Regions from separate parts of the Mus musculus genome. Here region 2 is linked to region 1. The links are chromatin loops, found by intact Hi-C in ENCODE. Cell type or tissue: left cerebral cortex. All regions are shown on one strand. Links, peaks and the distances in the headings refer to the core of each region. The heading gives the core; the rest is flanking DNA.

What was found. Peaks named below come from ENCODE experiments on the same cell type or tissue, not always from the same donor. Only the 100,000 strongest peaks of a DNase experiment are listed, where the experiment ranks them.
Region 2: it touches region 1 in a loop (5-fold over the local background); 6 of 42 quality-filtered maps call a loop at or near these places.

Annotation. Positions count from the first base shown.
Region 1 is chr8:15,487,348-15,502,967 of GRCm38, reverse strand. No RefSeq gene overlaps it. Among named protein-coding and RNA genes, the nearest start is that of Gm46033, 35 kb to the left of the region's middle. In left cerebral cortex, for the core only: no CTCF peak of the experiment used is centred there; DNase peaks (open chromatin) are centred at 5,143, 6,514 and 7,656; H3K4me3 peaks cover 307 bases; H3K27ac peaks cover 2,708 bases.
Region 2 is chr8:15,583,721-15,599,340 of GRCm38, reverse strand. No RefSeq gene overlaps it. Among named protein-coding and RNA genes, the nearest start is that of Gm46033, 61 kb to the right of the region's middle. In left cerebral cortex, for the core only: no CTCF peak of the experiment used is centred there; DNase peaks (open chromatin) are centred at 6,287, 6,675, 6,923, 7,589 and 1 more place; H3K27ac peaks cover 1,486 bases.

The DNA.
Region 1 (15,620 bases), core at 3,921-11,920:
CATTCAAAATGAGATTGTCTACTGAGCCCCATGTCTGGTGTGAACACTTAGGTGTAGACATTACCAGGCTTTCGGAGATCCCGAATTTCAAAGATCCTGAGATAGCTATGGAAAGTTATCTCAAAGGTCCAGCATCCCAAGCAGCCTCTATTGACTCTTGATTGACAAGTGGAGGCTGAGGCTGCATGCTCCTTTGGTTTGGACACTATCCCAGTATCCATCTCCTAGTCTAAGGTGTGATCTGTGAGTTGGAAACACAAAGTTTATGCCAGGTTCCTATAGAAATAAAAGTGATGTCTTCCTCATCATCTTAGGAAAACATCCCAAAGGAACTAAAAGGGCAAGAGACTGATGTTAAGATGAAGTGATGCTAAGATGAAGGACCACAGCTGGCCATGCCTTTGTTCAGGAAACTTGGGCTGGCTCAGAGTCATGGTAGTGTGGCCTAGGTGACATAAGGCACAGACCTCCCCGCTCTAAACTTGTGAGAAAAGCCATTCTCAATAAATACTTGCATTTGAAGTTAGAAATAAAATAGATAAACTCAAGCAAAAGTAGCCAATTTGTATAACACATAAAATGATATGTCTCATGATTAAAATAGCCCTCAATCTGCATATGTTTGTAAACAAACCTGGAGATGGGTGTGCTTTTTCTTAAATCCTCAATGTCTGTTTTAAATAGCATCCATCAGTCCTGTCACCTAAAGTCTAAATCACACTAAGGAAGGGGGAAACAAGAAAGCATGACTCTTCCTGTAGACTTAAAACAGATAATTTCATGACGATATATGAAAATCAGCTGAATGTAATTATGAAAGCAACTTCAACATTTAATTGTCTTCTTTCAGACTTAAGCTTATCATCTGGATTGAGTCTATCATTTTTCTGATACCCATTGAGCTGACTCCTGCCATGTGTCCCACAGTGTAAAAAAGTACTAGGGAACAACACTGCCAAACCCCAAAGGACTCAAAAAGATGAGGGAGAATTCACAGGGACAATTATGATGTAATATGACAACTAGAAACAAGAGTCCCATACAGTATTCTGTGAGATAGTTGGACTCAATGAAAGGCACTGTGCCTTGTATCAGAAGGAATCCATTCATGTGCATCCTGAGCTACCATCCCACTGACATCCTAGAGCACACTGTGTGAGATAAAGACCTTGTCTGTTGTGAAGTTGTTGCTTACCCATCAGTTCCTTGGTTTACTCATCATCCTTTTGGTCTCACAGTAGTGTTTCCTTGTACTCTCTGATTCTGCCAAGTGTGCTGGGTCCATCTTGAACCTGCCCTGTCAATCTCCTCTTTCTTTGTTCTCAACCAATAGTTGCTGCTTCCAAGGCCAGCATTTCTTCAGAACTTCCCTTCCTACTTCCTGCATCCATGCCTTCAAGAGCCTGGCCATTTCCAAGAATTCCTATGAGACAGCTGAGGGATCACACAGGGCCTAGACCTCTGGCAGGGGCTTCCCTGCTGGGTAAACCAAGTCAGCCTCCTGCACAGTAATCAACATCAACACTTGGAAATCAGCATTGTCCTTCTAGTGTTCTGCTCTGCCTCCCTTATATGACACCCAGAAGCATAGCGTACCTATTTCCCTCTTTCACAGATCGGAAAAATACCTGGCAAGTGAAGTCCTCCGTGGCAGTTTTAGTCGGTTTATCCCTGAAGTCCCCAGGAAACATGTGTCTTTAGTGGCTGCACTTGGGCTTATGGTTGAGTAATGTTGACATGCTGGCACATTTTAGCACTGTCATGAATCACAGGGAAGCCGTGCCTCAGGCTCTGAAGAGATCAGTCCCCACAGCCTGGTTCTAACAGAGCACTGCTGTAGTGTACCACAGGACAGAAGGCAGATGCTAGCTAGCTTTGTGCTCTCTGCCTCCCTCCCATTCTGCTTTCCCTCTCCCTTCTAACTTCTCCCTCCCAACCCCTCTCTCCTTTTTCTTTCTCCTCTATCACTGTCTCAATATTCTTAGTCAGTTTTTTTCTATTTCCTGAGAGCCTTAGAAATGTTTATAAAAATACCATCCATATGAATATGTTATATAAAAACTCTCCAGTTGCTTTGCATAGTTACAAGAAATCCTTTTGGCTTTTATCAATCGCAAGAAAAGAATCATTACTCAGAAGAAACAAACTTACAAAAGAAATTAAAAGATAGGAAAGTTGGAAAATTCGGCCGTATTCATCTGTCTCTGCAAGAACATTCATTCCTTTGGAAATTAAGTTTTACAGTCATGGTTCCTATTTCACCATTCCTAATTGCAGCTATAACCCCAAACCCCCCCCCCCAAAAGACCCCATAAATTCTCAGAAACAGTGTTGGAACCAATGTTCCCCCACTCGTGTCAGTACTTCCAGGATGCCCGTTGTTGCCTACAAATGTCAATCCAAGCTGGTTAATACTTTTCAAATTGAGATGCTAACCCAAGTTGCTAGAAATAGAGCTTTGTATCAGGAGCCAGAAAGTTAATTCTGTGTAGAACTAAAGAAAAAGTCCCTACGATTTATAGATTGCCTTTTCAAATAAAATGGCAAAGAAGTTCCTTTCCAGGTGACTAAGAAGAATCAAAAGGACTTCCAAATGTTGCCACTCAACAACATGGTAAAGCCTTTGTGGTTGTTCAACTGAAAATGGTACCCATAGACCCAGGGGGAGCGGTTGTTGTTGGAAGTATTGTCTGGGGAGGGGCAGGCTTTGAGGCTTCAAATGTTCAAGCTGGTCCTAGTAGCTCTCTGTCTCTTCCTGTTTCCTGAAGATCCAGATGTTGAACTCTTAGCTACCTCTCCAGCACTGTCTGCTTGCACACTTCCCTCCATGATAATAGGCTAAACCTCTGAGCTGTAAGCCAGCCTAATTAAATGTTCTCTTTTATGAAGTTGTTGTGTTCATGGTGTCTTTTCACGGCTATAAAACCCTAACTAAAACAGTTACCTTACATATTTTTTTTAATTTAGCTGTGGCCATTTTCTAAATGAATATCAGCATGCCTTTAGTTATAACTGTGTTGAGAACTGTATATGCAGACACTCAGCCATGATATCTCTGGTATCTGGGTCACCTGTGTGAGGAGGTTTCTACTCTTTGCCCAGCACCAACCAGTTTCTGCAAGAGAGACTTGGTGGTTCTTCTTCCAACCCCCTTAGCCCAGATATATCTAGCCAGAGCTCTGGGTCTGTGACAGACCCTCTTTCCTCCCAGGTCAGTTCTGATGACTCTAGCAGAATGCCTCAGACTGAGTACTTCAACATCAGAACTCCCTCCTTAAATTGTATAAGCTGCAGCAGGCAAGAAGCCATAGCGCTTGAGCAGTAATTGAGAGCTTGCATCCTGATTTACAGGTAAGAGGCAGACAGAGCTAAGTGGGAAATGTATGGGTTTTAAAAACCTCAAATCCCACCCCCACTGACACACCTCCTCCAACGAGCCCATACCCAATTCTTTCCAAATAGTTCTACCAACTGGGGTCTAAGCATTCAAGTATGTGAGCCTATGCAGGTTATTCTCATTCAAACCACCATAGATACACAAATCGCATACATGTCTGGAAGTTAGGGTTTTCCTTCCATTTTTCTCTTTGTTTTGGGACAGGGCCTCATTCCACATCCCAGGATCTTCTGGCACTCACTATGCAGACTAAGATAGCCACAAACTTATGGCAACCCCATGCCTTAGTCTCCTGAGTGCTGGGATTATAAGTGGAAGGCAACCTGCCTGACTATGGATCCCATACTAAGGACACCAATCCAAGCAGGAAGGAAGGAATCCCCTTTCTAACACAATCTCCATGTGAGCTGAGATTACCACAGACAAGATGGTGGAGACCAACACCACGTGTGTGCACAGCCTTGCCTAAGAGACCTGCCAGGATAAGTCAGCATTGTGCTTTGAGATTTATGTCATTGCATAAATGTACAGCAATGGGGAATTGTTATAACGTAACCACATTAACCTGAGAATGCTGAGAGTGATGCCTGGCCAGTAGTCAGTGGGAAGGCACAGTGCAGAGAGAGTGACAAGACTCCAGCCAATGGTTTCCCGGTGGTGAGCAGCCAAAGGAAAATATAACAGCAGCACACACGTAGAAGAATCAAGCTTCACTAAAGGTGTGGAACCACTGGGAACCCCACTTCTGGTACAATAAAATCATCTTATCCTGAAACATATATACTTCATGCAACATTGCAGACACCAGTTATGCTTCATGCAACATTGCAGACACCTGTTCTTCCTTCTGCCACAATGAAACACCATCTAGGACAGGAGTTCTCAACGTGGGTGTCATGACCCCTTTGGGGACTCTAATGACTCTTTCACAGGGGTCACCTGAAATAGTCAGAAAACATATGTTCACATTACAATTCATAACAGTGGCAAAATTGCAGTTATAATGTAGGAACAAAAAATAATTTATGGTTGGGGATCACCACAACATGAGGAACTATATTAAAGGCACTGCATTAGGAAGGTTGAGAGCCACTGTAATAGAACATTTCTATCATTTCAAAGCAAAGCAACTCAACTGAAGGAGTCCATTTCACTTCTGCACCTTTGTTGCTAGACAAAGGAATAGATGATACATTTGGGGTTTTGTTGTTGTTGTTGTTCTTGTTATTTCTTCCCTTTTATTTCTGAAGAGCTCTCAATCTTTTCTCAGTAGAGGAAAGGCCAGGGGGGATTTAGAGCTGCACCATGTTCTATTTAGGTAGGAGACTGAGAGAACACGCTTTGATTGCCAGGGTTTAGGCAATCAGTACTCTGACTTTGGACAAATTAAATTTCAGATGCCTGTTAGACAGCGAAATGGAGCCGACCCAGTAAGCATCCCTAATGCAGATAGGCAGGCTAAAAAAGAACAGAATCTTCTCTGGTCTTGATATTTCCTTGAGACAAGAACAGGGAAAATGTGTTAGGGGGTCCTGTGAGGAACAGAGTATGGAATGAGGGTACAAAGGTCCTGTATTGCAACTGTGAGGGAAGGAGGAGCACCTCCTTCCTTGGAAGAGCCAGCACCATCACTGGGGATGGAAGAACCAGCCCACAGGAGAAACCAAGTGACAAGGCTCTAGGAGGCAAAGGAGGTATGAGGAGGGAGACAGCTACAACTGGATGTCAGCCAACTGACGAAATAATGTTCCAAGGAACACTAGCCAGCCATATATGGAAATCAAACTGTGCCTTCAATCCTCTGAAGAACCAGTCAGAGCAGCCTGGACTTGGCCAACACAGACAACTATCCATTTCATTGCCTTGGCTCACAACTCAGGGACGCTCGAAAGAAACACTCTCTGGCTAGCACTCTGGCGCCCTTCCTGAAAGGCTATGGTCAGAGCATGTTTTCGTGTCCTTGTTTTTCTGGGAAATATCCTATCTCTTCTATCTGCCTGTGAGTCTATCAAATGAGACTAAAGAAAACATAGCCACTCTGCTTTAGATTATGGGTTTTTGGTTTCGTTATTTTTTTGGGGGGGGGGGAGGGTGGTTGTTGTTGCTTTTTGTTTTTGATGTTTTGAAATAGCATTTCTCTGTGTGACCCTGGCCATCGTGAAACGCTCTGTGTAGACCAGGCTTGGCCTCTATCTCAGATATCCACCCCCTTTCTGCCTCCTAAGTATTGAGATCAAGAGCATCATCATGACTGCTTGGTGCCCAGCCACTCTGAGACAATAGCTTGTTGGTTATGAGTGAGTGGACATGTCATCTTGTAAACTTCCTGAGGGTTCCACAGGACAGAGCCAACAGACACTTATGACTCTTCTGTGGACCATTCTCACTTCATTTCTGATGATGAAGTTAGCTTTGTCTGGAATTCTACGTGTAGAAGAACAGAGAGGACTCTGAGGGAGAGGCTCCATGATGTTGGCTTCCTCCCTATGTGTCCTCAACCTTCTCCAATTGGCCTTTTGTTTCCATTGTTCCTGAGTGTCACCGGACAGAAGCCACTTTGCAGTGACCTTCCCCAGGAAACATTTTATTCCTTTTTGTTCCTATTGCCTTCCTCTCTGCAGAATCCTGAGAACAGGCCATTCATCAAAGACAGACGAGTTTCTTACAATGCCCAGGAAGTTAGGGCACCAAGGGACACCTTGTGAGGGGAGATCTGTGATCCACCATCACCTGCTAGGATGGACGTGGGGGGAGACTAGAGAGGGAGGAGTGAAAGACAGGGGGAGAGCGAAAAGGAGGGAGAAGGAAGAGAGAGAAGGGGAGAAGAGACAGGGAGAGAGGAGACAGGAAGGGAGGGTGACTGGGGAGAGTTTTCCTATGAAACCCCCTTCCAGGAGGCATAGTCAGCCCTCTTGGAGCACTACTCTTAGTCCCCATCCCTTCTCGAAGGTGCCACCTCTTAACAATGCGGCAGCAGAGAATGAAAGTCTTTAAAGTCCGGGAACGTCACAGCAGCCTTGGAGGCAGCTTCGTGTGCTGTGTGTGACTGACACAGCTGTGCGATCCAAGTACTCGACTAAGCAATGACACATTTCCAAGCCACGCCTGACACCCACAACCTTCCGAGCGGAACTAGGCAAGGTGGGAGTTATGAGCACTTTGGGAGAAAATCTTCACAGTAGGGAAACCCACTAGAAAACTGCCTTTGCACCTCAATACAGCACAAAAATAGATGTACCGAAAGAAATTCCTGGTTACTATAGCAACAAGAGATTTTTCCCCACTATTTATAGACCCTGCATATTAGAGATGAGTACACATGCTATATTTCTATTTATATATATTTAAATTAAAACATTTGCCAAACAAAACTTCTGTCTTCCCCACTTCCATCATGCATGAGAAAATGAAGTGACTTTTAAAAGTCAGGATTAAATGAGCCTCTAAATCATCACCAAGGAGACCTAAGGATGGAAGTATATTTCAGACACTTGATTTTTACTGCAAATCTAACCTTAACCAGTGCTGACCATTGGCTTGACTGCATCTTGTTCTAATTGTACAAACATTAGGGGGAATGTCAGTTTTCTACCCTGCATTGCCCCATACCACCAGCTCTCCCATATCAAATTACTGTCGCTAAGGGTCACGAGTTCCCATTTCCATATGCCTAATAAGAACAAGTTTCTGATAATGCCAACTACAATTTGGAGGCAAGCAGAAGTTCCAGAACATTCAGTGATGGGATTCCTAGTGGAAGGTGAACTTGAGGCCAAAAGCTCTGAGTTTCAGCCCAGACGTTGATTCTGAGAGCCAAGTTCACATGGGCTCATTTCCTCAGATGCAAAGTTAGATTAATAACTATCTAGATCTTACACTGCTATAAAGTAGATTAAATGAGAATCTATGCAAATGTCTGCATTTGGTGTATCGCAGTGTAGTGCTACAAGAAATAATGATTAACAATCATATTATTCAAGTGCTAAAAGATCACTGGGCCTCTCCAGAAAGAATAGTACTTTAATAATAATCATCAATTTCCAACACACACCCCTACATTGCTAATTTTACCACAAGTTGGAGATGTAACGTGGGTAAAAACTTTAAGATGAGCAAATGCTAAAGAGAGTTAAACTTCCCTGGAGCTGAGAACATGCAAATCCAAGATGTTACACCAGGGACTGTAATAGACCAAGGGGAAGAAACCTGAGTAGTGTTAATAGGCCTCACATGGTGCTGGGTGAGACAAGAAAAGAGAAGGGTCATGTCAACCCAAAGCCAGGCATCTGTGTCTCTCACCATGAGCCACGTTCACTTACCTTTTATTCTTTCAAACACAAAAGTGAACACTATATCTGTCCTCTGACAGGGACAGAAAGACCCCAACAGGGAAACAATGCATGCGCATCCCAAGACATCTGATGATGCCTGAATCAAGAAGGAAGACTCACGGGGAGACATTATATTTGGTGCTGACCAGCAGGGGAAGGAAGTGGCATTTGAACTGAATATTAAGAGTCGGTGGGCCAGGCATGGTGGTGCACGCCTTTAATCCCACCACTCGGGAGGCAGAGACAGGTGAATTTCTGAGTTCGAGGCCAGCCTCGTCTACAAAGAGTCTGTGGAGCTTCTAGCGTCAAAGCAAAGATGCCCTCTTCAGGGTCACTGTCCTGAGCCAGGGATGTAGCAGTCACAGTTGTTAGGATTCAATAGCCCTGCAAAACAACCCTTTAAAGTTTTGCATAATGTATAGATAGCCCTGATTCACACACTTATCCATGAACCGTTCTGTTGTTCATGGTAGCTTTTCTTTTCTTTTCTTTTTTCTTTTCTTTTCTTTTCTTTTCTTTTCCTTTCTTTTCTAGATAAAAATCTCAACTCTGTGGTGTAGTCCGGGATTGCTCTATCTATCTTACCTGGGGCAGTTTCTAACTCATGGCAATGCTCCTGTCTCAAGATTCCTGAGTGCTGGACTTACAACTGGCTTCAGACTGATTCTCTACTTACTTGTCATTTCAGATTATTGAAAACACGAACAAGAGTTCGAAGGGGGAGAGGTGCGGACAGTAAAGCCATTTTGCCCAGGTGACCGAACACATTTCTCTATCAGGAATGTTCTGGGGTGTGAGCAGGATTTCATACTGCTACAATACAGAAGCCAGATGAGGACTCTCCAGGTCACATCAACTTGACAATAAGGAGTACATTCCCATTTTAAATCTTGCCACTCTGCCAAGTGACCATAACACATCCAAGATGGGATCTTCTTTATATCAGCTTAAAAGCTAAGCATATTTTGAACCCAAAGTGTCAGAGTTAGCTTCGGCTGTCCACTTGACACAGGTAGGAAGAGGGGACCTCAGTTAAAGAACCGACTGCTTGCATTGGTCTGGGAGACATTTTCCTTAACTGTTGGAGACTGGTTCAGGCCACTGTGGGTGATGCCACTCCTAAAGGGGAGGTTCTGGATTGGATAAAAAAAAAAAAAAAAAAAAAAAAAGCAGGCTGAGTGGGGCACGGGGAGAAGCCCAGTGAGCAGCAGCCCTTCGAGGTTTCTGCTTCAGTTCCGGCTTCAGGGATCCGCCCTAGACTTCCTGCCTGGGCTTCCCTTCATGATAAAGACGCTGTAAGATGAAATAAAGCCTCTATTTGTTATTTTTGGACAGTGCTTTATCACAGCAACAAAGAAGCTAACTAGAACAGGGAGTCATTACTCTTTTGAGCTCTTTTGTCCTCACCAAGCTCCTGCCAATTACGATTTACATTTACGTGTTTTTATAACGTGTGCAAGTAGTTCCTTGGTGTGTTCCCTGCACACATGCTCAGTCTTGGAAGTGCTGTGTGAACTTCTGTGAGACCCTGAGCTCCTGTGTGTCATAAGAGAAGGGCTTTAGACTGAGTTGACAATGAGCTTCTATGCCTTAAGAATGCCCGTGCTTGGACGACATTTGTAAAGCAGTCTCTACTATTTGCTGTTTGCCATTGCTTTCGAATGCATAAGAGCCACCTTGAACAATCAGTCACCCGAAATCAGAGAAACTGTGTCAGTTCTCAGCATTATCTAAATGAATATTCTCCGGAAATCAATCTCAAAAGAACGTGAATTTTACCAGATAGGATAAGCATTATTGAAAAGTCTCTACTTAGTGAAGTGGGGGGGGGGGGAGGATTTAGATAAAGCATAAATGTCATCCTGAATATTTTCATTGTATTTAGAAACATCACATTCAAGATTAAAGGAAAAGAGGGTTGGGGAGGGTGTCTGCCTTTCAGAAACAAGAACAAGTCATAAATTATAGTTGGCTGTAACCACTACAAAAGCTGACTGTGGATTGCTATTCATTGATAAGCATGATAGCAAGCAACCTCAATGAATTATTTCCACAAATATGAATAGAAGAGCTATGCTCAGTAAATAATATTTATATCAGATAATGATTATAAATTATATATTATAAAATTTGATAGCTTAATGAGAACCATATGCCATATTGTGATTCCATAATATACACTATTCAAATTAATTATTCTTTTATTTGGAAAAATATAAATCCAGGTACAGTTATCCATGCTTATAGTCCTGGAACTTGGAAGTTTGAGGTAAAAAGATGATTATTTCAAGGCCAGACTAGAAGATATACCAAGACCCTGACTCTAAACCACAGAGCAAAACAAAAAGTAAAAGAGATGTGAATAAAAAGAATAAAACAGAATAAAAAAGCTTCATGGCCACGAGGTAACATGGTCTGGGAGACGGCTGCTATTCTTCTCTTGGTCATCCACTGAAACGGGGCTGTTAGTCCCAAAGATGGGGCAGAAAGACCGTCTACCCAACCCATCATGGCCAAATTAATTAAAGCACGGACTGAATTAAAGCAAGCCTTTTATTCATGTCTGCCTCCCCCTAAGGTAGTGTTCTAAGGGTCGGCATTGGATGTGAGGAAGACAACACTTTTATAACTCAGGGCTAGGGAGTTTCCAAACTGGAGATTTGTCAGCAAAATAGGCAGGGTTACAGGGGCGGAATATAGCATAACAAGTTAGTCCCTCCTGAAACAAAGACACATTGCAAGCTGGAGCATAACAAGGGAGTCTAACAAGGGAGCCGTAACAACCCTTTAGATACAAAGGTGGGCTTGCAAGATGGTTACAAACAACTTTTTGAAACAAAGACACGATTGCAATTCCTGGACAAGCAGTGAGGAACATCTGTTGTTGAGGTTATAGGCCCAATCTTTGAAAAACAGAGATTTAGTCATAATCAGGAATAAGCCTAGTTTGTCTTTACTATAAAATAGCTTTAAGCCTAAAATGGAGGCAGGCTGGTTCTTTTGGGGCTTCATAGTATAAGAAAGGCCATGTGCCCACACCCCAGGGTAAGCACCAGAGATGTCTGAGAAGAAGCCATCTGAGTGTTGCTGACTGCACAGTGCACAGAGGGGAAGATTCACCAAACAGACCTTATGCCAAAATGGGTCCACACTGTGCTGGGTGATGCCTGCATTCCCAGGCACAAAAGTAACAATGACAAAAGAGGAGTAGCTTTGGTTTCTTGACACCCTGTTTTGGGAGAGTTCTAAATGGATTAGCAGACTGTTATCCCACAAACGGGACGAATTCACACATCTCACTATTATCTACAAGTGTCTGCTTTTTCAGCCATGATTTTTTCTTACATATTAAATATTATTCTGTCTTTTCTCCTCTTTAAATTAATTTGTGAGGATAGGAAGATAGAATACAAAGTAATGAACGACATTATAGCTTGTTCGTGTGTGTCTGTGTGTATGCATGTATATGTGTGTATATGTGTGTGTGTGTGTGTATGTCCATGTGTATATATATATGTGTGTATAAGTGTGTATATGTGTGTATATGTGTGCATGTGTGTATGTGTGTGTGAGTGTATGTGTGAGTGTGTATGTGTATATGTGTGTTTGAGTATGTATGGGTGTGTATGTGTGTGTATGTGTATGAGGGTATGTATGAATATGAATGTGTGTGTATGTGTGTGAGTGTGTGTATATGTGAGCGTGTGTGTATGTGTGTGTGTATATGTGTGCATGTGTATATGTGTATGAGTATATGTGTGTGTGTATGAATGGGTGTGTGAGTGTGTATGTGTGTGAGTGTGTGTATATGTGAGTATGTGTATATGAATGTGTGTGTATATGTGTGTGTATATGAATGTGTGTGTGTGAGTGTGTGTATGTGTGTGAGTGTGTTGTGTGTATGTGTGTGTGTTTTTATGCATCCTTTTCCCACTGCTGTTCCCCTCCCTCCTTTCTAATAGTCCCTCTAATGGTTGAGTTGAGACTCTATCCCATTGGCTCAGGCATTTGAGTACTTGGTCCCTAGCTTGTGGTTTAGGAGGCACAGCTGTAGGAAGTATGTCACTAGGATGGACTCTGAGAACTTTAAGATCTCTAGTGGCTCATACCACTCAGTGTTTACAGTAAAGGATCTGAGTTCTCACCTTCCTGCTCCCACTATCATGTCTCCCAGCTGTGATGGAATCCTACTCCTCTGGAATTGTAAGCTCGAAGAAACCCCGTCTTCTTTAAGCTGCTTTGTTCCTGGTGTTTTCCTACAGCAATAGAAGAGTAGTGAATGCAGTCTGTTTCTTTGCTCCAGATGGATCCACCCACTGTTCCAAGCCTCTGTGTGCACATTCCCCTCTTGCTGATGCTTCTTCCCCCAAGATCTCCTCTTCTCCTTTCAGGGCCCCCTATTGCCGCCCCCCACAAGATGCACATATATAAAAGTTTACATCTATATCCTAAACGTGAGAAGAAATGTTGTGTTTGCCTTTCTGGGCCTGGTTTATTAGGATTATTACAACAAATTACAAAGGATCATTAAATCATAAAATCCAGGGATCATTAGGGAAGACTCTGAAAAATCGAATTGGGAGACACTGGAAAATATGGGCAAAATGGATAAATTATTCCTGGATATATATATATATATATATATATATATATATATACATATATATATATATATATATATATATATATATATGATCAAAGCAGTAATATAAAAATATCACCCTAAAGGAAATAAATCTCATACTGGACAGACTCCCTGCCAGATTCTATGGAGTCTTTAAGGGAGCCCTAACTGAAATACTTCTCAGGCTTTTCCACAAACTAGAAAGGGAAGGAGCATGACCAAACTCAATCTAGGGATCCAGCATTTCCTCCATGCTGAAAGAACACAAGGACTCACACACACAAACACACACATCAAGGGAGGGAAGAAGGGAGGGAGGAGGAAGGAAGGCAGGGAGAGAGAGAGCAGAAGGGGAAGGGAGGAAGGGAGGAAGGGAAGAATGGAGGAAGGAAGGGAAGGAGGGAGGGAAAGAGAGAAAGGGGGGAGGAAGGGAGGAAAGGAGGGAGGGAAAGAGAGGGATCAGTTTTCTGATGGATAAGGGCACACATTTTCTTAATAAATACTTATAAAACTAATTCAAGAACACATGTAAAAGATGATACACCAAGACCAAGCTGAATTCATTACATGGAGAAAAGTGCTGCACCAAACAAATCAATAAATACAACGCAAAGCCATAAATAGGATCATGGTAAAAAGAAATTCCAAAATTATCTCAATAGAAGCAAAATGGGGCTTTGCAGAGATCAACATACCTTGATAAAAGCCACCAAAGAAGCTAGGAATATAAGGAACATATTGTAATATATTAAAGCTGTATGTGACAAAGATATAACCAACATTATACTTAATATGGAAAAACTAAGATTTCTACCCAAATCATGAGTGTGGTGAAGGTACCCTTTCTCGCTGGTCTTACTCAATAGAGTGCTCAACAGTTAGTTAGAGACAGGAGAAAGAAATACAGATGATTTTAAAAAATCAGGAAGAAGTCAAATTATTCCTACTTTCAGATGGTGCAGCCCTATACTTAGAAGACTTTAAAAACTCTACCAGAAAGCTTTTAAATCTAATAAACACTTTCAACAATCTAGGCTACAAAACCAACAAGAAGACACCATTAGCTTTTCCATATCAATAACAAACTTGCTAAAAATAGATCAGTTTAAAAAAAAACAACTCATATATATGATAGCTGCAAATAAATAAACAAATGACTTAGAATAAATATCACCAAGGGGGCAAAATACATCTATAGTGAAACTTTAAGACATTGAAAATAGCAATATGAGTACACTGTACCTGTCTTCAGATACACCAGAAAAGAGAATTGGATCTCATTACAGATGTTTGTGAGACACCATGTGGTTGCTGGGAATTGAACTCAGGACCTTTGGAAGAGCAGTCAGTGCTCTTAACTGTGGAGCCATGTCTTCAGCCTGAAGACAGCAACAGAATATGAGGGAAACACTTTCTGTGCTCAAGGAGTGGCCGAGTTGATATTGTGAAGACAGCAGTATCACGGAAAGCAATCTATAAATTCAAAGCAGTGCTCATCAAAGATCCAATTACCTTCTAACAAAACAAGTAAAACAACTCAAAAATTCATATCAAAAGACCCTGGATAACGAAAACAATCCTGAATAAAATGATCATTGCTATAGGTATCATAATTCACAATCTCAAATTGTACCATAGAGCTATAGTGGCAATTCCTGCACGGTGCTGGCATTAAAAGGACTACACAGGTCGATAAAATAAATAAAAAATGTGGACACCGATGTCTATCACAACAACAAGCATTTGTATTGAACAAAGTTGCCAAGACATACACCAAAGAGATTTATTTTTCAATAAATTGTGCTAGGGAAACTGGATAGCCTCACAAAGTAGAATAGAACCAGATCTTGGTCTCTCCTCTTGCACAAAGTCTATTCCCTTGGAACAGATCAAGAGATCCAACACCTTAATGTGACACCTATAATTCTGAAACAACTAGAAGAAAATATGGGGGAATTCTTCAAGATATTGGCATGTTTCTGAGGGCCCCAAGAGCACAGGAAGCTACCTCAAGAACTGACAAGTGGCATGGCCTAAAATTAACACGCTGGTACATAGCAGCGGACATAATCACCAACATGAGAAAAACTTTGCCAGCTGTGTTACATTATATATCCATATGTCTTTCTATTCTATTGCAATCCAACTTCCCTATACAGTAGAATTTTTAAAGACCCACAATTATTGATAGGAGATAACAGAACTTAGTAACCAAACTGTCAGGACCCCTAAGCAAAGAAAGAAGTCACACCACGAAAGGCACTTCCAATGCTAATCAATCGAGTTCTGTATCTTTAGGCTGATAGATTTGAGTACAGAACTTTGGGTTAGGAATTTCTTTTATTCACTCCAGCCCCCAAGACTTTCTCCTGCCACTTTCCAGTGGGTGATGTATGTATCCCACTTTTCTCTCAATGTTTGGTGACATCTTATTTTTTAAAAATGGGGTAGATGGTGCTTTGAGCAGGCTGAACAGCCAGCCAAGGCAAGTAGCCCTTGCGGGGTGATTGTTGTTGTTGGTGGTGGTGGTGGGTTTTTTTTTTCCATGTGTTTTGAAGACTGTCACTTGGGAGCAGCAATTTATTAAGTTTATTAAGACTCAAAACTTATCAGTGCACTGTTTCTTATTCAGGAAATTTTATTTTCCTTTAATCAAATATCTTTAAGATTGGACATTGGACGTAAGCATAGAAAACAGGTTACTTAGTAGGTCAGTTTACAATAATCTGAATGAATTTAATTTAAGGAAATTTCAAATCACATCTTATCAAAAATGAGATTTTTTTTTTAACAAGTAAACAGCCTCAGCCTTTATGTGTAGCAAGTTCGCCATCTACTGACAAGATCATATTTTTTTCCAGCGTAAATTCTCCATCTACTGACAGGATCGCTTTTTTAAAAAAAATAAATGTAAAAGAAAGTTTTAAACGTGAGCACAACTGCATGTAAAGTACTGATATTAATATTTAAATATATTACCATTTAATAAGTAGCTTCTTGTTTAAAAATAAAAAGCCTTAGGCTGTGCCCTGGGGGAGACAGAGAGGAGACTGACATACTGAGATTCAAAAGAATTATTGTTTGGTAGGATACAGAAAAACGCTCACAAGACTTATTTAGACAAATTAGGAAACATACTGTACCAAAGAAGAAGCACAAGGAGGCCTGCCTAGGAGCCCTCCCCTCCACCAAAGCCTTCCTTGCAGGGGGAGCAGCCTCCTCCACACTTCACACCTTGCTTCTTCTGCTACCCAGCATGCACCGTGGC
Region 2 (15,620 bases), core at 3,733-11,732, 97 kb before region 1:
CTTTACGGTTAAATGTGAAGTTTCGCAGAGGAAAACTGCTCTGTCACATACAGACTTGACATCTTCAGCTGAAGAGCGGTGAATGGATCCACATTCAGCGCTTGTAGGGAAAGCAGTAACGCAGGGTACTGATGAGCACAAGGTCGACCAGTTGTCTTTCTGTCCCATCCTGGTGAAATGTCCAGACAGAAGCTTGGGCTGAAATCATCTTCAGAACATCTCATATTAAGCCTTCCTTCCATGGCCTCCCTACAGGGATTTCCACTCTGCTGAACACTGTCTGGCCTCTGAGGGTTTCCTTTGAAATTTGGGCTGAGACATCTATATACCAACAATTTTTATGTTCTTCGTTTCTGTATAGCCTGTGTCCTGTGAACAACATTGACACCAGCCCAGGTTACTACCTGGGCCATAGTACCAGTGGCCACTGAGCACATGATGGCTGAAATCTTCCTAAATATTCTTGTACAATCAAAGTACCCCATGGCTCTATTCTCTAAGCAATTCCTTTCAAATGAACTAGTCTTCACACCCTTTACCTCATGTTGGCAGGGCTAGTCAGATTTCACAGGGATTCTCCAACATCTTTCCTGTCATCCTGATGGCAGCCCCACCCAGCACTCCTCAGTTGGCAGTTCTGAGCAGGAGATCTTCTGGATCGCTGAGCACAGGATCACAGCTCTAGGTGACGGTGCTCTGTGTAGCCAGCTTATCCAATAGGAGACGTTACAGGTTTTGTAGATGGCCGAGATGTCTTCTGTGTTGGGAGTTCTAGCTTTGATTGGTTCATCTTTCCTCCTCCTGTCCTCAGTACCATTTGCTTCCTAAGATGCAAAGTTGGTTTCTATGACCTGAAATAGTCCTTCCATTTTTCAGTGTTCTATAGCTTTGCTAAGGGAGAATTCAAGATGAATTAGAGTGCTTTTTGCCATTTTAACAGAACTTTGTAGTGTCAAAAATCAAGTCACCTAGAAGCTCCCAGATGCACTCAAATTTATTTAACAAATTATAATTTAGTCAGTGCCTCAGAATAAGCAGTTATAAATGACACACTCTGCAGCTCGTTTTTCATCTCGGCATACTGAATTAATGCATCTCTTAGTGCTCTAGGCTAGTAGGTTGGTTTTTTTTTTTTTCTTCTTCTTCTTCTTTTGGTGGCCCTCTTGTGTGGTTTCATCACACCTGAGGTTTAATCTGCTGCAAGGCAAGTGCTTTTTTTCCTCTCTCTCTCTTTACACAGATGCTAAAGTAAGGAAAGGATAAAGAGGTAAATGGTCACCCTGAGCAGAGATGCGAACGTCCCTTAGAGGAGAATCTTAATGGTGGAACAAGGCCTTTAGATATATTCACCACGGGGTGAATATAGCAAAGAAGGAAGTGCTGCTTTCAGTAATGCTTTGGCCAGTCTGACTTGGCTGATCCGAATTAACACTGGCGTCATTAGCGTTGTTCATCGATGTTACTCAGACATTTATTATAATGAACATGTCCTGAGTAAGACATCAGCACTCTCAGACCTGACCTCAGCATTGACACTGGAAGGGATAAAATGTGTGTAATTATGTCACGGCTTGGCTCTTGCACTGATGCCTCTGTCTGCCACACTCAATCCCCTTGATTTGCGCCTGATTTTTGTTTTTATTCTGTCATTGACCAAAACCATGTTAAGAGCAATACTAAAATTAGCCAGGGATCAGTTTCGCCCTCTCTGCTCCTCAGCTGCTAAAGTTGAAGAGTAGCTCCTCACTTCTATTTGTGGGTATAAAGAAGTAACAGCGGGCTGCAGGTGGTATACAAGTTACTGCCAACCTGCTGCCCTGTTGTAGAAACCAAACCACTTTTCAAAAAGAGAAAAAAAAAATCACAGCAAATCATTTTCACTCATTATCGGTTTCCCAAGTCCTACTCTGTGTAAACAGTGCCTACCTGCCCCTGAGGTCCTGATAGGGCTGAGAGAACTGAAGGCTGGAGCAGCATTTACTCCGACAGCTTCAGCTGAGCAAAGGGGAGAAAAGAAATTCTAGCCATCTGTGAAGAAAGCCATCAGACTCCAGCATTAAAGGGTTTCACGAGTTATTCAATAGCATCAAGAATACTTTTTTCTTTTTAAGAGCTACAAAAGAGCAAGATAGAAAAAGAAAATCCAGCCAGATGTGGAGATGAGGTAGGTGAGCTCATGAACCCCCATCGCTTGCTGGCTTTAGCAGTTGGTGGCTGTTAAAGGAGGTGAGAGTCAGTTCTCTTCAAGGAAGTGGCCTCTTAGGACACCCTTGCTCCAGAGATGGTCCTACATCTATGGATAGCGCTGGTTGGACTCAATGGTTTAAGGAGAAAGGATCTAAGTTGGGGGGTGGGTACATGGCAAGGGGAATCTGGGAAGAGTTGAAGGGAGATAAGGTAGGTATGATAAAATATACTGTATACATCCTCAAAGGATTAATTTAAAATGTTAAGAAAAGGAAGTGTCACTGGGGCATCAACAGTAAGAAAAGAGCTATGCAGATTTTAAGTTCATTGTTGGTCGTATTTTCTTTACTGTTGTATTGCAGGTGGTTTCCATATTAATTAAAATCGCTCTTTGATGGTAAGATACATGTATAGAACTGCACTGAAGCTGCTCTTCAGCTCTGCTCTCTGTTCTTTCTCTCCCACTCCATCAACTCTCTTTCCTCCCTGTAGGAACCTTTCCCACGGTCATATTTTCTCATCTGTTTTATAACCATTTAGTTGAACCAGGGCTGTTTGAGTACCAGGGTTGCTTCTCAAAAAGACAATGTCTCTTCCTCTTTAAAAATCTATTAGCTGCCAATGATTCATAGACAGGGCAGAAGTCCCATGAGCCCTCTACCATCCATGACTGACTGTTAACAGGGCCGGTCTTATTTGTGATTAAAACAGCTGTCCCATGGCCAGAAACAGATATTCCCCATCTCTCAACTCTTGTATTCCTTCTGCTCTCTCCTCTTCAGGGTCCCCTGAGCTTTAGGGAGAACAGCATAGATGTCAGTTTTAGGGCTGAGCTTCCAAACCCCATGTATTCTCAGCCCATTTCCTTCCCAAGTTGTTTTTGCTCATGGTGTTTATCACAGCAATAGAAAGAAAATGACATGGCCACAAGGCTCTTTGGGGTTTGCGTTTGCATTGCGTTATTTTATGGCCTTGAGGACTAAACCTAGCATAAAGCTCTCCATGCTCGGTGAACGCTTTACCACTGAGCCACACCACCAGGCCTCTTGCTTTCTTATTTGAAATACTCTTTCACTAAGCTGTAATTGTGTGCATACATGTGCATATGTGCATGTGTGCACGTGTATGTAGGTGTGGCTTTAAACACACTCAACAGCCAAGTCAGGCCTTGAACTTGTGATTTTCCTTCCTCAGCTGCCGCGGTGTCTTAGTCAGGGTTTCTATTCCTGCACAAACATCATGACCAAGAAGCAAGTTGGGGAGGAAAGGGTTTATTTGGCTTACACTTCCATGCTGCTGTTCATCACCAAAGGAAGTCAGGACTGGAACTCAAGCAGGTCAGGGAGCAGGAGCTGATGCAGAGGCCATGGAGGGATGTTCTTTACTGGCTTGCCTCACCTGGCTTGCTCAGCCTGCTTTCTTATAGAACCAAGACTACCAGCCCTGAGATGGTCCCACCCACAAGGGGCCTTTCCCCCTTGATCACTAATTGAGAAAAATGCCTTACAATTGCATCTCATGGAGGCATTTCCTCAACTGAAGCTCCTTTCTCTGTGATAACCCCAGCTGTGTCAAGTTGACACAAAACTAACCAGTACAATTGACCCCTTGTCAACTTGACACACAAAAACATCACTAGTAAGCCTCAACCCTTACAATCTTATTCATCCCCATTCTAAATAACTTTAAAAGTCCCACAGTCTTTACATATTCTTAAATTTTCAATCTCTTTAAAATATCCATCTCTTTTAAAATTCAAAGTCTTTTTACAATTAAAAGTCTCTTAACTGTGGGCTCCACTAAAACAGTTTCTTCCTTCAAGAGGGAAAATATCAGGGCACAGTCACAATCAAAAGCAAAAGTCAATCTCCAGCCGTCCAATGTCTGGGATCCAACTCACGATCTTCTGGGCTCCTCCAAGGGCTTGGGTCACTTCTCCAGCCATGCCCTTTGTAGCACACACATCATCCTCTAGGCTCCAGATGCCTGTACTCCAGTGCTGCTGCTGCTCTTGGTGGTCATCTCATGGTACTGGCATCTCCAAAACACTGCATGACCCCTTCAGTCCTGGGCCTTCATTTGCAACTGAGGCTGCACCCTCACCAATGGCCTTCCATGGCCTCTCACAGTGCCGAGCTTCAGCTGCTTTGCATGACCCCTTCATGCCTTCAAAACCAGTACCACCTGGGTGACTCTTACATATTACCAAGTCCTGCTGCAGCAGGAGTACAACCTTGGCCATCTCTGGAACACAGCCTCTTTGTGCTTTCAGAAAACACTTCCCAGAAGTTGTCACCACAATGATGCTGGTCTCTTCTTAATCACCACTAATTTCTTAGCTCCAGCTAACCAGCATCAATAGTCCCAGTAATGCAAAGGTTTTGCTTTAGTAGTTCTGGTATCTTGTTAATCACAACTGATTCTTCAGTCCCAGCTAACCAGAACCACAGAATAATCAAACTCCAAAATAGCAATGTCCCTGAAAAGAGTCTTTAATTTTCCCTCTGAAACTTCACAAGCCAGGCCTCCATCTTCTGCACTGTTCTCAACATTATCTTCCAAGCTCCTACACAACATCCGACAGAGCTCTTAACAACGGATGGATCTTCAAGCCCAAAGTTCCAAAGTCCTTCCACAGTCCTCCCCAAAACATGGTCAGGTTGCCACAGGAATACCCCACTCTGCTGGTACCAATTTGTCTTAGTCAGGGTTTCTATTCCTGCACAAACATCATGACCAAGAAGCAAGTTGGGGAGGAAAGGGTTTATTTGGCTTACACTTCCATGCTGCTGTTCATCACCAAAGGAAGTCAGGACTGGAACTCAAGCAGGTCAGGGAGCAGGAGCTGATGCAGAGGCCATGGAGGGATGTTCTTTACTGGCTTGCCTCACCTGGCTTGCTCAGCCTGCTTTCTTATAGAACCAAGACTACCAGCCCTGAGATGGTCCCACCCACAAGGGGCCTTTCCCCCTTGATCACTAATTGAGAAAAATGCCTTACAATTGCATCTCATGGAGGCATTTCCTCAACTGAAGCTCCTTTCTCTGTGATAACTCCAGCTCTGTCAAGTTGACACAAAACTAACCAGTACACGCGGTATCTGAGATTAACGTTGTATGTCACTGCTCTTGGCTCTTATCAATGAATTATCTCCAAGGTAAGAAAAAGAAAACTGTGCCTATATGCACAGTTAGAAGCCCAGAGCTGGACTTCTGTGGACGACTTGCTTAAGCAGATTTCACAATGCATTGTTGTAATGCAGTGGCTTGTAACTTCTGGGTCACAACCCCTTTGAGAGTCACAAGACCCTTTCACAGGGGTTGCATATCAGATATCTTGAATACTAGATGTTTACATTATGATTCATAACAGTAGCAAAATTACAGTTATGAGGTGGCAATGAAAATAATTTTATTATTGGCAGTCACCACAACATAAAGAACTCCATTAAAATTTCACATCAATACGGAGGCTGAGAACCACTGTTATAAGAAAATTAATCTGTGAAGCCAATGATTAGCAAAAACAGTATCATGTCAGTGACCAAAATGTTATCTCTTTTAAAAATATGTGTGAGTTGGGACTAAGAATGGGCATTGAAATCTGTTTCAGCTACTCTTTTTCCTGTTATAAAAATACAAGTAATTTTCTGTTTGGAAATATCACTTTAAAATTCCTATAAAACTATAACTTTTGTGGCAGGGAAGCATAAATTTGATGCTATCAAATGGTTGGGTTATGAGGATGAATATGCAGCATATTTTAGTGGCACACTTCTATACAGTTTACACATAAACACCTACATCCAGGCACACACGTGCACACACGCGCCTATGTGATTACAAAAGGCACGGGTGTAGCAAAGCTGGTGTTTCATAATCATTCATCTTACATAAATGCTCAACTTTTGTCCTCTTTTCCCTGAAGCCTATTTCTGACTTTGTAGTGTAAAGCCCCTAGCCATGTGAGCTCTCGGGACACAGGCGCTTCAGCATTTTGCATTCACAATGGGTAGAAAATACCTGAGAACAATGGAAGCAAAATTGAAATGAGAACAATCAACACAAACCCAAGAAATCAATATCACATCTGAACCCAAAATTACACATCCATTTCATCTCACAAATGCTCAGCTTTCCTCGCCTTCAGAGGAGCATGGTGCGGGGCGATCAGAGGAAATCTGGTACTAGTTAGATGGCTCCTTTAAATATCTTTTTCTCACAAAAGGGCATTTGGAGAAGTTCTTTGCTTAGAATAATTATTTTTATATGGTAGAATTTATCTTTTTTAATTCCTTTCTGTGAATCCATTTCCTATTTAAAATGCCCAAAGAGGACATTTACATGGGGTTTATGAGGTTTACAAAAAGCTGGCTAAATTTACATCCGTCATAAATATATTTCATAAAAGTTAGAGTTGGTTGGCATTATGAGTAAGCGGCATGTGGATTGGAATTCTAAATCATCCTTTATCAAGACAGAAAACATCACCCAGAAAGCTAAGCGATCTCTCTTGTCATGAGTCAAGCAAATAAGAGCGCCTATGACCCCTTGTGCTCTCAAGTTCCCATGCAAGCTTCAGGACAACAAAGCATGATCCTGCTGAGATCTCTGTGTGAGGCTGAAATAAAAAGAGATCAGGCAGGAGAATTAAGCTCACAGTAAAGATCTGTACATCAAGTACACCCATTTGACAATTAGATGGGTCCCATCACCAGCTTTTTTTCTCAGCACACCATGAAATCAAAATGCCCTCTTAAAAACAGTACAGCCCACGCTAACACTCTGTTCCTTGCACACTATTTTTAGAAAGCTTAGGGGAAAACCAACAAGCCCTCTGAATTTTAACTGAACACCGATCAAAGGACTTGGGTACTTCATCTTTACTGCCTTATTCTATCAGTGCCTTATGATGTCACACAGAGTGTGAGTATGACATCCCCCTTTGCCCTCCCTCACTGAAACAGACCATGCCCGGCTTCTGCAACCTGCCACCTAGACTTTCCAAAACACCAAAAGGAGCTGTCAGTTGATTCTTAAAACTGAAGTGCTTTGCTCCTGCGTTACAGTTTGACTTAAGTTTGCACATTTTCCTGAAAAGGTTTTAGTGACTATCCTAAAATACCGCCCCCCCCCCCCCACCCTGCCCTACACATTGTCAAAGTCTATTGCAGAGTTTTTCTATTAAAAAGCTTCCTTAAGGTAAGGATCAGAACCTTCAAGTTAAATTCAAATTACAGCAGTGGGCACATGCCACCCAGCTTCTACGTTCTCTTTAGTTGGTGATTTTCAACAGAACGTTGAGAGTGTATTTCTAACGCATTGTCTAAAACTGCTTTCGATGTAAAAGAAGCCCTGCCCATCAAGGAACACAAAGGCTGCCCTCATTTGTTCTCCTTGTACACAGTTTCAAGCGTGGGAGGGGCTGAGGTTGGGAACAAGCCTCTGTTAGAATAAATGGACTCAGTTGGCAGCAGCAAGCATGACTCTACAGTGTAGCTCATAACCTCTTCGATTGCCACACTTTACATATGGTTGATACACACTTAGAGTGTCACACCATTGTGCCGTACAGTTCCAAATGTGCAGATAGCAGATTATGAAGCTCACCTGCAGATTAATGCCCAGCAAATCACATTGCCACAGACCTCACGATCAAGGCACACACAGAAACAGAGCTGTGAAGAATCCCCAAATGCCCCAGTGTAGTTTTCTGTTACAGGAATGTTACCCCATTACTTGATGCTTGCTCTTCTAATATGTTTAAACAAAGTTAGTATGCATACTATTGTGAGATTATAGAGGCCGAGGAGTTATTCTACAGACAGCAAAGCCCCAAACAGAAGGGCTGCAGACAGGACAAGTGACTACTGGTCACATACCACGTGAACCAGACCCTGTGTTCTTCTGGATGGTCCAATCAAGGAATGTCCTTTGCAAACACTAGCCTCAGCCATAAATGCAAGAAAACACAATGTCTTTTAGCCTAGTCAATGAATTTTTGACCCATTTCTTAAAGACCCAACACCTGGCCCTTCCCTAACCTTTACTTTCCTACTCACAAAGGACTTTAAAAGAGTGGGCTCAACTTTCCTTAGGCAGGCCAGGAACTTATTTAGACCCCCACATCGTGCTGTCTGTCTGTCTGTCTATCCATCTGCTTTCCGGCATTTACAATGATATAGCTCTTGCCTCAAGGACGATTCAACTTGAACGTCCTCTCAAGAACCATGTTTCTCCTCTCAAACCCAAACAATGACTATAGTTTTAATTTTTAACAGATTTCATGCTTTTGGAGAGCCAATGGCTTGCTCTTTATGCCCTGCTCAGCTTGCGTTCTTATAGAACCCAGCAGTACCAGCCCAGGGATGGCACCACCCACAATGGGCGGGGCTTTCTGCGAGCACATATGACTCATCTATGCAATGGGCTGATCACTAATTAAAAAGATGCCTTATAGGCTTGCCTACAGCTATGGAGGTAATTTCTTAACTGAGGTTCTTTAGCTGTGTCAATTTGACATACTTCTATCCGAGTAAGCCCTTTGGTGTCGTTAATACCTTGTGTCAGCACAGGCATGGGTCTGCCATGACAGTGCTGTTCGGAGTGTTTCTGTGTCCTGTCAAGTCCTTCTGCTCAACCTGGCAGTTACTCGGTTTGCAGCTACACATGCTCATCAGAGCTTGGTTGTGTGCTGGAGGCCAGCAGCCCTGTCTCACATCAGGATCTGCTTTAATCTCTTGTAACCTGTGTTCTTCATGTGATACCTCTTCTTAAATTAGTAATTTCCTATGTAAGACAAAAAAGAATTACCAAACTTGAAAGTTCTGTCTCAAAAGTCTATCTTGCCTATGTAGAAATGGAATTTGATTCTATACACACACATGTACACACACACACACACACACACACACACACATCCACTAATGCCTATTGGCAGCCCACGGGCAGCCCCCTAGTCTAGGCATCTCCACAGCATTGTCACCCTGTTGCTTTGTTGCCCAAACTCCACTTTTTACCCTGTTAATTCTCTGGTATTTTTAATAAATCAGCAAAAAACGTGAATGAAATGTCCATTTTCTAATACCTATCATAGCCCCCTTTCTGCTCTGTGCCTTTTTTGTTTTTACGCCATGATTTACTGCATAAATTGACTCATATATGTATATGTATATGTATATGTGTATGTGTATGTGTATGTGTATGTGTGTGTGTGTGTGTGTGTGTGTGTGTGTGTGTATGTGTATGTGTATGTGTATGTGTATGTGTATGTGTATGTGTATATGTATATATGTATATGTATATATGTATATGTGTATATGTGTATATGTGTATATGTGTATATGTGTATATGTGTATATGTATATATGTATATATGTGTATATGTGTATATGTATATATGTATATATGTATATATGTATATATGTATATATGTATATATGTATATATGTATATATGTATATATGTATATATGTATATATGTATATATGTATATATGTATATATGTATATATGTATATATGAATATGAAAAGTGGTTAATACTCTCTCCACTTCACCCATTCTCCAGTATGATTTATATAAAAGCAAAAAATTATGTTCCAACTACAAGAAATAATAAACACCCCAAGAAAATTTAATGAAAAATATATATTCCTATCATCATGTGGTAATTGCCAAGTTAACTGGTAAAATCGTCTTCTTCCTTTCCTTTTAACATATTTTTGCAGCTGATTCTTGTTGAGACTTGACGATTCATAAGTCATACTAAACATCACAGGAATTACTTGACAGAAATTCAATTTGAGTTTAAAATAGTTCAAACTGGGCTTATATAATATATTACCAGAACAGTAAAGATTATAAGTTAGGTCCCTAACTTCTTTGACCTTCAAGATGATGCATACCATCACAGGAATTATATATAACAGTGTCTGTGGGGAAAGCCTGAATAAATCAAAGGGCAGAATCAGCTTTCAGAAAGTCCCCTCCTCTGTACAGTATCATGAGAGAAGGGAATAATATTTTTCACAGAGACCAACACCTACCTGAGAAAATGATTTTAAACATTGTGTCTGGCCAATGGTTCTGGGAAAACCAAAGACGGACAAAGACAGAAGCCAATGAAGTGGGAATAGACAGGGAGACAGACAAACAGGGAGAAAACTGCAGGAGAAGAGAGAGAAAATGAGAGGGAGGGACAAGTGTGGGAAGGAGCCTGACTCTACCCACTCAGGAAACACTGGCATCAGTCCACTTATGCCTATTGACAGTCCACGGGCAGCCCCCTGCCTCCAGGCTAGGCATCTCCACAACATTGTCTCCCTGTTGCTTTGTTGCCCAAACTCCACCTTTTATCAATTGCTTCTCTGGTGCTTTTAATAAATCAGCAAAAACGTGAATGAAATGTCCATTTTCTGATACCTATCATGACCCCCTTTCTCCTCTATGCCTTTTTTATTTTGATGCCATGATTCACTGAATAAATTGACTCAGATGCTCAGATATAGAACTCCCACCCAGGATCCTGGCTTCAGATTGCCTCTGTGTGATGTTAAGGAAGCAAGCATGTGACTCGTGGTCCACAGTGGTCTTCTAGCCGCCTGCTGCTAGTTGGCTCACTAACAGACTGAGGAAGCCACAGACACTTCAGCACTGCTTGCTGTTCTGACTCCTATGGTCACACCAGACCGTGCCGAGACAACAGAATGTCACTGTCAGGCCTGAGCACCATCAACAGCACTAAGGAGATTTCTTCTTTATCAGATGATATGAAGAAAATTAAGACCCAAATCTGTTATCCAGGACAGAATCATGAACTGATCTGCTTGTGTTCTTGTCTCAAATATCCTTCTCCCTCCTCTGTGTGTGTGTGTGTGTGTGTGTGTGTGTGTGAACGTTCCTATTGGGTGGGTAGGCGGGCATGCTTGCAAGTATGTGATGGATGTGTACGTGGAGACCAAATGTTGATCTCAAGTGTCATCACCACTTGCTCTCTGCCTGGCTAGCAAGTTCAAGGCATCCCTTTGTGTCCACCTCATCATTGAAATTACAAATATGCTATCTTTTTACATGCGTACTGGAGATCTGAACGTAGGCCCTCATTTTTGCAAGCGCTTACTGACTGATCTGTATACTCAGACCTCAGTGTTTCTTATAAATATCAAGACACTGGTCAATCACAGGCAAGCTCCAAGATGAAGCCACAGGCTAACCCTGGACAACATGTAGAGCTCTGGGTCCTGGAGTTTGTCTGCTGGCCTTGACGGCTAGTGAAAGCCCCTCATCTGTTCTAGACCCTATGAAAGTCTATCCGAGCCTGGACGAATGGTTGTGGAATTGGAAAGAGCAATGGGGACAGGGGGAGGCTAAGCTCTAAGGCTTAGTTCTAGTCAAAGATGAGTAAAACTCATGGAGACAGGCTTCCTGGAATAGGATAGTGTGTGTGTCTCTGTGAGCAGCCGGCAGTAAAGATCAGGCAGAGGAGACCCCTACAGTAGCAGGAACATGGTGGAATTGCCTCAGAGATACCAGCCTCTTTGAGTTTCCCTTGTTTTGTTTGGGGTGTTTAATTACCTTGTGTTCCTAGGAAGGTTTATGGGTACAGAATTGGGAACTGTCTCAGTTCCCAAACACCTGCTCCAGCAGATACAATGACCTTTTATAAGTTTTATTAGTGATAAACCCATCTTTCATGAAATGATGTACTGTCAGTCATCATTCCTAAATTTTCGGTAGTGCTTCCAGTCAGTTTGATGATGTGCAGAACACAAACTGCAGCATGAATACTTAATCTCAGGCACACTGCTCAATGCAATGCATGACATTGTATTATAATATAGTTCTCACCCCTAATTATATTTTCAGGTTTTAAATGACCTGTTTAATGTTCTTTTTAAAGACCAGGTTTATATGCTCTCCTTAGTTATATTTTTGTATCATACTTTATAACTTAAAACCATCTCCGTTTTCTACTCCATTTCCCTTCAGATCCCTCTGGCAAAGTTGCTCTGATATGCTTTAACAGCAGGAAGAGCTCAACATGTTTCATAAGCCAAAGCCTCTTATTTCTATGCTTTGCTTTAGAGTATAGTGTGCTGTCTTTCAATAAATTCTATGCAGTTTAAAACGTCTGCTTGTTCTCTGCTGGATCTTTTTAAAAAGGACATATAGAAGAAGCTTTCTTAATTTCACAGTGGCTAAAATATTTGTTGAATTTTTATAATAAATTAACGTAGATAATTATCTACTCTGTTCTGATACCCCCTGCTGCCTATACCTACAGAGCTCCAGTTTTCTCCTCTTCCGGCTGCTCCTTCTCTCAGAAGAGCAGCATCTATACACAGGAAGCTGCACCTATAATTCAACAGAGGAGGAGCTGAAGAAATACCACCTCCACACTTCAGTCTCCTTGTACTGATGAAGGATGTGGGCAGATTCCCACAGAGTAGCCCCACTCAGTTCCCTTATGTCAATACTCCAATCAGGGTGCACATTGGGATGGAACAGGAACCTGGCACTGTGATGAATCTCACATATCACTGCACAGCTCAGACCTTTCCTGTGCTTGATAACTTCCTGCAATCCCAAGAGTCACAGGATACTATGCCCATACACTCCTATATTCTTTGTCCTCCCTCAGGACACTGGTGTGCAAGATCCCAAACCTACCAGATAAATTGAGTATCTAGGTTGGGTACTTGTGATGAAGTTGGTACTCAGGATGGATTATGATTCCATCCTCCATGGCATCCTATTCTAAGAGGACTCAGCAGGCAAGAAGATGTCATAACAGGACCCAATGATTGTGTGGGAGAGAGAAGGCGTTATTGGAAAATATGTGACATGATTTATTTGGGGAATTGGTAAGACTAATGTGCAATTTTAGGTACCCATTGCCTGAAAATACCATAATTTTCTGTTTGCTCCTGGCTTCAATAATTATCAAAGGAGTAATTCCCTGCCCTTATAAACGAAATGTACAGGTCCTATGTTTAAAAAAGCAGGGGAAAAATAATCAAAGCCAATCAAATGTAGGTGCTTGCCACATCAAGTATGAAAATGAGAGGGGGGGAGAGAGAAAGAGAGAAAGAGAAGGGGGAGGGAGAGGAAGAAAGAGAGAGAGGGGGAGGGAGAGAGAGAAAGAGAGAGAGAGAGACTTTAAGTCCTTTGGGGACTTAAAATTCTAGGCTTTGTTCAGCAAGGCCTACTCTTTTTTTTTTTTTTTTTGATATTTTCTTTATTTACATTTCAAATGTTAACCCCTTTCCCAGTTTCCCCTCAAGCTCCTGCCCCCTTCCACTGCTTCCAGGAGGGTGCTCCTCCACCCACCCACTGACTACCGCCTCCCTGCCCTGGCATTTCCCTACACTGGGGCATCTTGACATGGAACCTTCACAGGACCAAGGGCTTCTCCTCCCATTGATGCCCAAGAAGGCCATCCTTTGCTATGCAGCTGGAGCCATGGGTCACACCATGTGTGCTCTTTAGTTGGTGGTTTAGTCCCTGGGAGCTCTCTGGGGTCTGGTTGGTTATTATTGTTCTTCCTATGGGGTTGCAAACCCCTTCAGCTCCTTCAGTCCTTTATCTAATTTCTCCATCGGAGACTCTGTGCTCAGTCCAATGGTTGGCTGCGAGCATCTGCCTCTGTATTTGTCAGGCTCTAGCAGAGCCTCTCAGGAGACCGCTATATCAGGCTCCTGTCAGCAAGCACTTCTTGGCATTTGCAATAGTGTCTGGGTTTGGTGACTGTATATGGGATGGATCCCCAGGTGGGGCAGTCTCTGGGTGGCCTTTCTTTCAGTCTCTGTTCCACACTAAAACCAGACACAAAACTCCAACTCTAAGGTGAACAGGAGGCTGTGCTGATGAGACTGCCATCTTACAGTGGGCCGGGGGAGGCTGCTCATATGAAATCATGTATCTCAAACTTCAGCCTCTCTTCAGTCATATGCACTCTGAACAGAAAGAGCCCACATGTGCGCTACCCAGAATGCTGTGCAAAGCTTCATTCAGCAAACTGCACTTCTTTTTGATAATGCAAGAGAGATTCTCATTTTTAATACATATCTTCTCCCAGATTCATTTCTTAAACAAGCAGTGTTTGTTGCTGTTATTGTGTCTCATCTACCTGAGTAACAGAGATGGCTCCTTCTTTTAATCAAGCATGAGGTGTCAGCAAAGACAGCCTTCTCCTGCACTAAAAGGAACTGTGGTACCAGGGGCTTCTCCCACGTTAAATTTCTCACAAAATAGCTGAGTTTTCTGAAACTTTAAGTTGTGCAATTTTTTTTAAATCACTTTAAAAATCACTTCCAACAGCCACTTTAAAACATCTTACCTCATTACAGTCTCCCATCGCTGGCTTCCTGGGCTCACAGCTCTCTCCTCCCATTTCATGTGCAGCCTCCAACTGAGATCACAGGACCCTCATCTCCCAAGCAATCAGCTCAAGTTGCCAGGGTGGAGCCTTCTCTCCCTGTTCCACTGCCAGAGAACAATCCCCGCTCAGTTGGAGGTGACTTTCTCCTGGTTATTTACACACTGCATTTGAAGAAAGAGAAAAGTCAAGCTTAGCATAGGTTGGCTTGGTGGATTACAGGGACACACACAAACAACAGCATCAGCATCATGTGTCTGGGTGCACTCTGATGAAGATCAAGCATAGTGTTTCCCCACAATGTAGACTGAGCCTATTAGCCTCCCAAGGGCAGAACTGTGTGATTCAAATGTGAGATTTTCCTGTAAACCAAGTAACACTGGCATGTGTTGATAATATTCCAGATGCATGTTCAGATGATATCACTCTACTCTTTGTTTGTTTGTTTGTTTGTTTGTTTGTTTAAAAAGGAAACATAGCTGCAATTGTTTTTAAAAACAGGAATTGATGACCAATTGTTCTAAGCACTAAACTGACCAAAAACAGTTTCCATATCAATAGCTGTTGCTACAACGAATTGCATATATATTTTATGTCATCATCTGTCATTCACATAAAGATAAGATCTGATTGTGATAGTGTAGGTATGTATACTGCGGTACCTGATATATTTCAGATTACTGAAAAATGCTGTATTTTGTAACGTGTCATACTTAATCTGGACCTATGACATAAGACAATGAGACTCCTGTTCGGAGGCAGAGACAATAGGTGTACTGTTGCCATGGAGATAAGCAGAGGATGCGGAGGAAAGGCAGATAGTGATCTGTAAGTGTGGAGATAGTGTTTCCCCCTCTCTCCTTCTGCTGGACCCTTAGCTCCTGTGCAGGGGGATGGAGAAAGGAACAGAAAGATAAAGACTCCAATTATGTCGCCATTTTTGCATGGTCCTCTCTGCAACCTTTCACTTACCCTTGTATACTCTGAGGCCACATAAGGAACTTTCTGAGGTTTTCCCCAAGGACAAGCTTCTCTTTGTCTTTTCCTACATTTTAAT